Linked DNA regions of Homo sapiens: region 2 is linked to region 1. The links are chromatin contacts, found by Hi-C or POLR2A ChIA-PET in ENCODE. All regions are on one chromosome and are shown on one strand. Each heading gives the region's core, a stretch centred on a gene start or an enhancer-like site at or near the end of the contact. The rest is flanking DNA. Distances are from core to core; before and after follow the strand shown. Region 1 has its middle 68 kb from the start of PTP4A1. Region 2 overlaps PHF3 (PHD finger protein 3).

The links. Hi-C counts contacts between places; a loop is a spot of excess contacts on that map. ChIA-PET counts read pairs that join two places held with the same protein, here RNA polymerase II (POLR2A). Pooled maps may share reads with other maps.
Region 2: a loop to region 1 is called in a pooled map, with 5 times the contacts of the local background. The contact joins two enhancer-like sites. A Hi-C loop is called at or near these places in 8 of 37 single-sample maps with no recorded cell type and 5 of 50 pooled maps. POLR2A ChIA-PET finds 5 or more read pairs at or near these places in 1 of 52 experiments (PC-9).

The regions. Positions count from the first base shown.
Region 1 is chr6:63,503,359-63,506,334 of GRCh38, forward strand. It overlaps a transcript of LGSN not described here. Among named protein-coding and RNA genes, the nearest start is that of PTP4A1, 68 kb to the right of the region's middle. RefSeq lists an enhancer at 1,320-1,459. Within about 2 kb of position 1,598, at least 2 of the 41 ENCODE cell types and tissues checked have a DNase peak (open chromatin) inside an H3K27ac peak, as active enhancers do.
Region 2 is chr6:63,684,326-63,687,025 of GRCh38, forward strand. PHF3 (PHD finger protein 3) reads left to right here. Exons shown (of 16, transcript NM_001370348.2): 4 at 1-1,586. Among named protein-coding and RNA genes, the nearest start is that of PHF3, 50 kb to the left of the region's middle. RefSeq lists an enhancer at 1,283-1,652. Within about 2 kb of position 1,291, at least 4 of the 41 ENCODE cell types and tissues checked have a DNase peak (open chromatin) inside an H3K27ac peak, as active enhancers do.

The sequences.
Region 1 (2,976 bases), core at 348-2,847:
GAAGTAAGGCTAGAGAACCAGACTTTGAAATGTGCTGATCCAAGGTATTCGCAGTGGTCCAGGATCTGGAGATCACAAGAATGGCTTCACGTTGACAAAATCCAGGACTCGCCCCGGAATAGATTAATCCTCTCTTTAATCCTCTACCCAAGATTTAAATTCCAGAGAGTAGGTGTCTGATTGGCCTGGTTTCAACCATATATTCAGACTTGGGCTAAGAAAGTATAGGTCTGCTGAGTAAAAGTCCACCAGGCTGAATCCAAAATGGTAACAAGGCCAGGCACAGCGGCTCATGCCTGTAATCCCAGCACTCTGGGAGGGCGAGGCTGGTGGATTGCTTGAGCCCAGGAGTTTGAGACCAGCCTGGGCAACATGGTGAAACCCCGCCTCTACTAAAAATACAAAAAATTAGCCGGGGACAGTGGCACCTGCCTCTAGTCTCAGCTACTCAGGAGGCTGAGGTGGGAGAATCACCAGAGCCTGAGGGGTCAAGGCTGCAGTGAGCCAAGATCACCCCACTGCACTCCAGCCTGGACAACCAGAGTGAGACCCTGTCTCAAAAAAACCAAAACAACAACAACAATGACAAATATATAAAAATTTATATGCAAATAGTAACAACAATAATAATAAAATTATAATTCCCTCTAAAAGAAATGTGATGTTATTAGGAAAGAGAAATGAATGCTGAACAGTCACACATTAAAGATGCTCAATACACCATCCTTAACCATTTTTTTTATAAATACCTCACCTATTTTCAACCCATATTTAATAAAATAAAAATCTTTTTTTTTGAAACAGAGTTTTGTTCTTGTCACTCAGGCTGGAGTGCAGTGGCGATCTCGGCTCACTGAAGCCTCTTCCTCCCTGGTTCAAGCGATTCTTTTTTTTTTTTTTTGAGACAGAGTCTCGCTCTGTTGCCCAGGCTGGAGTGCAGTGGTGCAATCTCGGCTCACTGCAAGCTCCGCCTCCCACGTTCACACCATTCTCCTGCCTCAGCCTCCCGAGTAACTGAGACTACAGGTGCCCACCACCACGCCCAGCTAATTTTTTGTATTTTAGTAGAGACAGGATTTCACAGTGTTAGCCAGGCTGGTCTCGAACTCCTGACCTAGTGATCCACCAGCCTTGGCCTCCCAAAGTGCTGGGATTACAGGCGTGAGCCACTGCACCCAGCCTCAAGTGATTCTTGTGCCTCAGCCTCCCGAGTAGCTGGGATTACAGGCGTGCACCACCATGCCCGTCTAATTTTTTGAATTTTTAATAGAGACAGGGTTTTGCCACGTTGCTGAGGCTGATCTCAAATTCCTGTCCTCATGTGATCCACCCACCTCGGTGTCCCAAAGTGCTGGGATTACAGGTGTGAGCCACCACACTCAGCTGAAAATCATTTTTTATGACCATTCTGAAAACCCAAGAAGCTCCTTATCAATGCTTGATAATTGCAGTCACTGAAATACAGAAAGGACTAAGTGGATTTTATTCAAGCTGAGAGTTCAGAGTAGTGAAAAGCTCTTAGTGGTTCTTTAAGAATTTTCTCCCCATTTCTGAGTGGCAATACCATCAGCTGGCCTGATGAGAAAGTGGTTTGTCACACATTCTTTTGAGTCATAGTGAAAGGCATGATGGTGTCACCTAAAATTAGTAGATTAGCTATGCTTCATTTCTCATCTACACCAGGAACTGGTAAGGTTATCACCATGACCATGGCATTCCTTTTCTTCTTTATTGTCCTATATTGGCTAGAAAGCCCACCTCATCCTACATTTTGACCTTCCCTCTGCTTCCTCATTCCTGTTAGTAACTTGCTTTTTTTTTTTTTAACGTTATTGATATCTCCTCATCCACCCCCATTTTCTATCAAGCATTATAAAGTGAAGCCAAGGAATTATATGCTTTTCCTCATCTCTTTAGTTAAGAAATTCTAAAGTAAAGCCGGGCGTAGTGTCTCACATCTGTAATCCCAGCACTTTGGGAGGCTGAGGTGGGTGGATCACCTTGAGGTCAGGAGTTCAAGGCCAGCCTGGTCAACATAGTGAAACCCCGTCTCTACTAAAAATACAAAAATTAGCCAGGTGTGGCGGCACATACCTGTAGTCCCAGCTACTCGGGAGGATGAGGCAGGAAAATTTCTTGAACCCAGGAGGTGGAGGTTGCAGTGAGCCAAGAGCAGGACAGAGCAAGAATCTGTCAAAAAAAAAAAAAAAGAAAGAAAGAAAGAAAGAAAGAAAGAAAGAAAGAAAGAAAGAAAGAAAGAAAGAAAGAAAGAAAGAAATTCTGGCATTCTTTTTTGTTTTGTTTTGTTTTGTTTTGTTTTGTTTTTTGTTTCGCTCTGTCGCCCAGGCCAAAGTGCAATGGCACAGTCTCGGCTCACTGCAACCTCTTCCTTCCGAGTTCAAGCAATTCTTCTGCCTCAACCTCCCAAGTAGCTGGGACTATAGGTGTGCACCACCACGCCCGGCTAATTTTTGTATTTTTAGTCAAGACAGGGTTTCACCATAGTGGCCAGTCTGGTCTCAAACTCCTGACCGTCCACCTCATCCTCCCAAAGTGCTGGGATTACAGGCATGAGCCACTGCGCCCAGCCGTCATATTTTATTTGTAATGGGACACAGGGTATCTTCGAAGTCCTTAAAAAGAGATGTGCCAAATGTTAAACTGAGGGAGGCAGTTTTCAGTTGTTTAACTTTAGACTCATCAGGAGTAGAGTGGAAGAAATACTTTGAAAGTTATTTACATTCTTTGCTTAGGTTTTTGACATAGTGAATGGTATCTAGAAAAAGTCAAATTCAATCTTTTGGGTAGTTTTAAATAAAATAAAAATTTTGATTACATATTGATTTTTCTCATGGAAAGGAGATAAGTTCTTCTTGTTGTTGTTGGTGGTGGTGGTGTTGTTGTTGTTGTTGTTGTTGTTGTTTGAGACAAGTCTCGCACTGTCACCCAGGCTGGAGTGCAATGGTGGGATCTCGG
Region 2 (2,700 bases), core at 41-2,540, 180 kb after region 1:
CGAAATAGCGGACAAATTGAAGTGGTACCTGAAGTATCAGTGTCTTCAAGTCATTCTTCAGTGTCATCTTGTCTTGAAATGAAGGATGAAGATGGATTAGATTCTAAGCATAAGTGTAATAATCCGGGAGAAATAGATGTGCCATCTCATGAATTAAATTGTTCACTTCTTTCAGAGACTTGTGTTACTATTGGAGAAAAGAAAAATGAAGCTTTGATGGAATGTAAAGCCAAGCCTGTTGGTAGTCCATTGTTTAAGTTTTCAGATAAAGAAGAACATGAACAAAATGATTCCATTTCAGGTAAAACGGGTGAGACTGTTGTTGAAGAAATGATAGCAACAAGAAAAGTTGAACAAGATTCAAAGGAGACAGTAAAATTATCCCATGAAGATGACCATATTCTTGAGGACGCTGGATCTTCTGATATTTCTAGTGATGCTGCTTGTACAAATCCAAATAAGACAGAAAACAGCCTTGTAGGTTTGCCTAGTTGTGTAGATGAAGTGACTGAATGTAATTTGGAATTGAAGGATACCATGGGTATTGCTGATAAAACTGAGAACACCCTTGAAAGAAATAAAATTGAACCGTTGGGTTATTGTGAAGATGCGGAGTCTAATAGGCAGTTGGAGAGCACTGAGTTTAATAAATCAAACTTAGAGGTGGTTGATACTAGTACTTTTGGACCGGAAAGTAATATCTTGGAAAATGCTATTTGTGATGTGCCTGACCAAAATTCAAAACAGTTGAATGCTATAGAAAGTACTAAAATAGAGTCCCATGAAACAGCAAACCTTCAGGATGACAGAAACAGCCAGTCAAGTAGCGTTTCTTACTTAGAGTCAAAAAGTGTAAAATCCAAACATACAAAACCTGTAATTCATTCTAAGCAAAACATGACCACAGATGCTCCGAAGAAAATTGTTGCAGCAAAGTATGAAGTAATACATAGCAAAACTAAAGTTAATGTCAAAAGTGTGAAACGAAATACTGATGTACCAGAATCTCAGCAAAATTTTCATAGGCCAGTCAAAGTCAGAAAAAAACAAATTGATAAGGAGCCAAAGATTCAGAGTTGCAATTCTGGGGTTAAATCTGTGAAAAACCAAGCTCATTCTGTACTGAAAAAAACATTACAGGATCAAACTTTAGTACAAATTTTCAAGCCCTTAACTCATTCTTTGAGTGATAAGTCACACGCTCATCCTGGTTGCTTGAAAGAACCTCATCATCCTGCACAAACTGGACATGTATCACATTCTAGCCAGAAACAGTGTCATAAGCCTCAGCAACAGGCCCCAGCAATGAAAACCAATAGTCACGTGAAGGAAGAGCTTGAACACCCAGGCGTTGAGCATTTTAAGGAAGAGGATAAACTGAAACTGAAAAAACCTGAGAAGAACCTACAACCCCGCCAAAGAAGAAGCAGCAAAAGTTTTTCTTTAGATGAGCCACCATTGTTCATTCCAGATAACATAGCTACCATAAGAAGAGAAGGCTCTGATCATAGCTCCTCATTTGAAAGCAAATATATGTGGACTCCCAGCAAGCAGTGTGGGTTTTGCAAAAAACCACATGGCAACAGGTGTGTGTGTATGTGTGTATGAGTGATGTGTACATTGAAAATAAATTGCTTTTTTGGGGGTGGGATTAATGTGAGAATTGTTTTAAAGACATTATTTGATACACAGAGACCTGTGCAAAAACAAAAAGCTTCATCAGTCTTGGATAAATGATAGAAAGATGGATCTACTGAATTTACAAATATATCATCCTAGAACATTTAAAAAAGCATAGTCTGGCCAACAGCTGACATACATGGAAATATTTTGTCATTGTCACAGGTTAGACAGTGTAATTTAGCCACTGCATCTGCAAAAAAGCCAAACACTTCCTGGTAATTGGAAAATTGTTATACTGCTTTGGGTCTGTAAGTTATATATTAATTCATTTGGTGTGAGAAGAACTAGTAATAAAGTATGAAGGTCATAATGGAAATTCTATTTTTCTTTTGAAGTTTTTTTTTTTCTTAAAATGAAACATATTAAAGAACACCATTTCATAACTATCAAACTTTATCTTGCAGTGAAATTTGACAGCTAAACAATTGTTAGATTACCCAGGTCAACATGAAATAGAGTGAAAAACGTATTTCTTTTTTTGAATGTTTTAAATAATTTTTTGTGAATTCTAGTCTTTTTAAAATTTGAGATGATTTTAGCACTGACTTTCATCATTCTTTCTAGTATTCAGTGATTTGTAGTTTTATGACACTGCACCCCTCAATCCCCAATGTGTTTTTTGTTAGCTTTTTAAGAAAAGGAAAGCAAGAGATGAAGTGGAGTTTGCAGCTACCAGATTATTCTGTTCAAGTGTTCATATTGCTGTTGGAACTTCTTTCAATGCTGATATGATAAAAGAACATTATAATTTGTATATTATATTCTTCTTATCCTTATTCATGAAAGTGTGCTAGAGTGATTTTTCCCAGCACTATCTTAGTACATAAAAATGAAGCTCTTTAGGGAGGGACAATTTAGTAAAGTGTGTTGTAACATATTATTTTGGTGGTGTTAGGGTGATTGGGGAGATCGGAAAGGAGATGTTGGGGCTATTGTGTAAAATAAGTTTTATGTCAAAGTATTTCTTCATTTGTGATCCAGCCCGTGGCCTATTTTTAGCGTCAAGGGTTAGTTTAT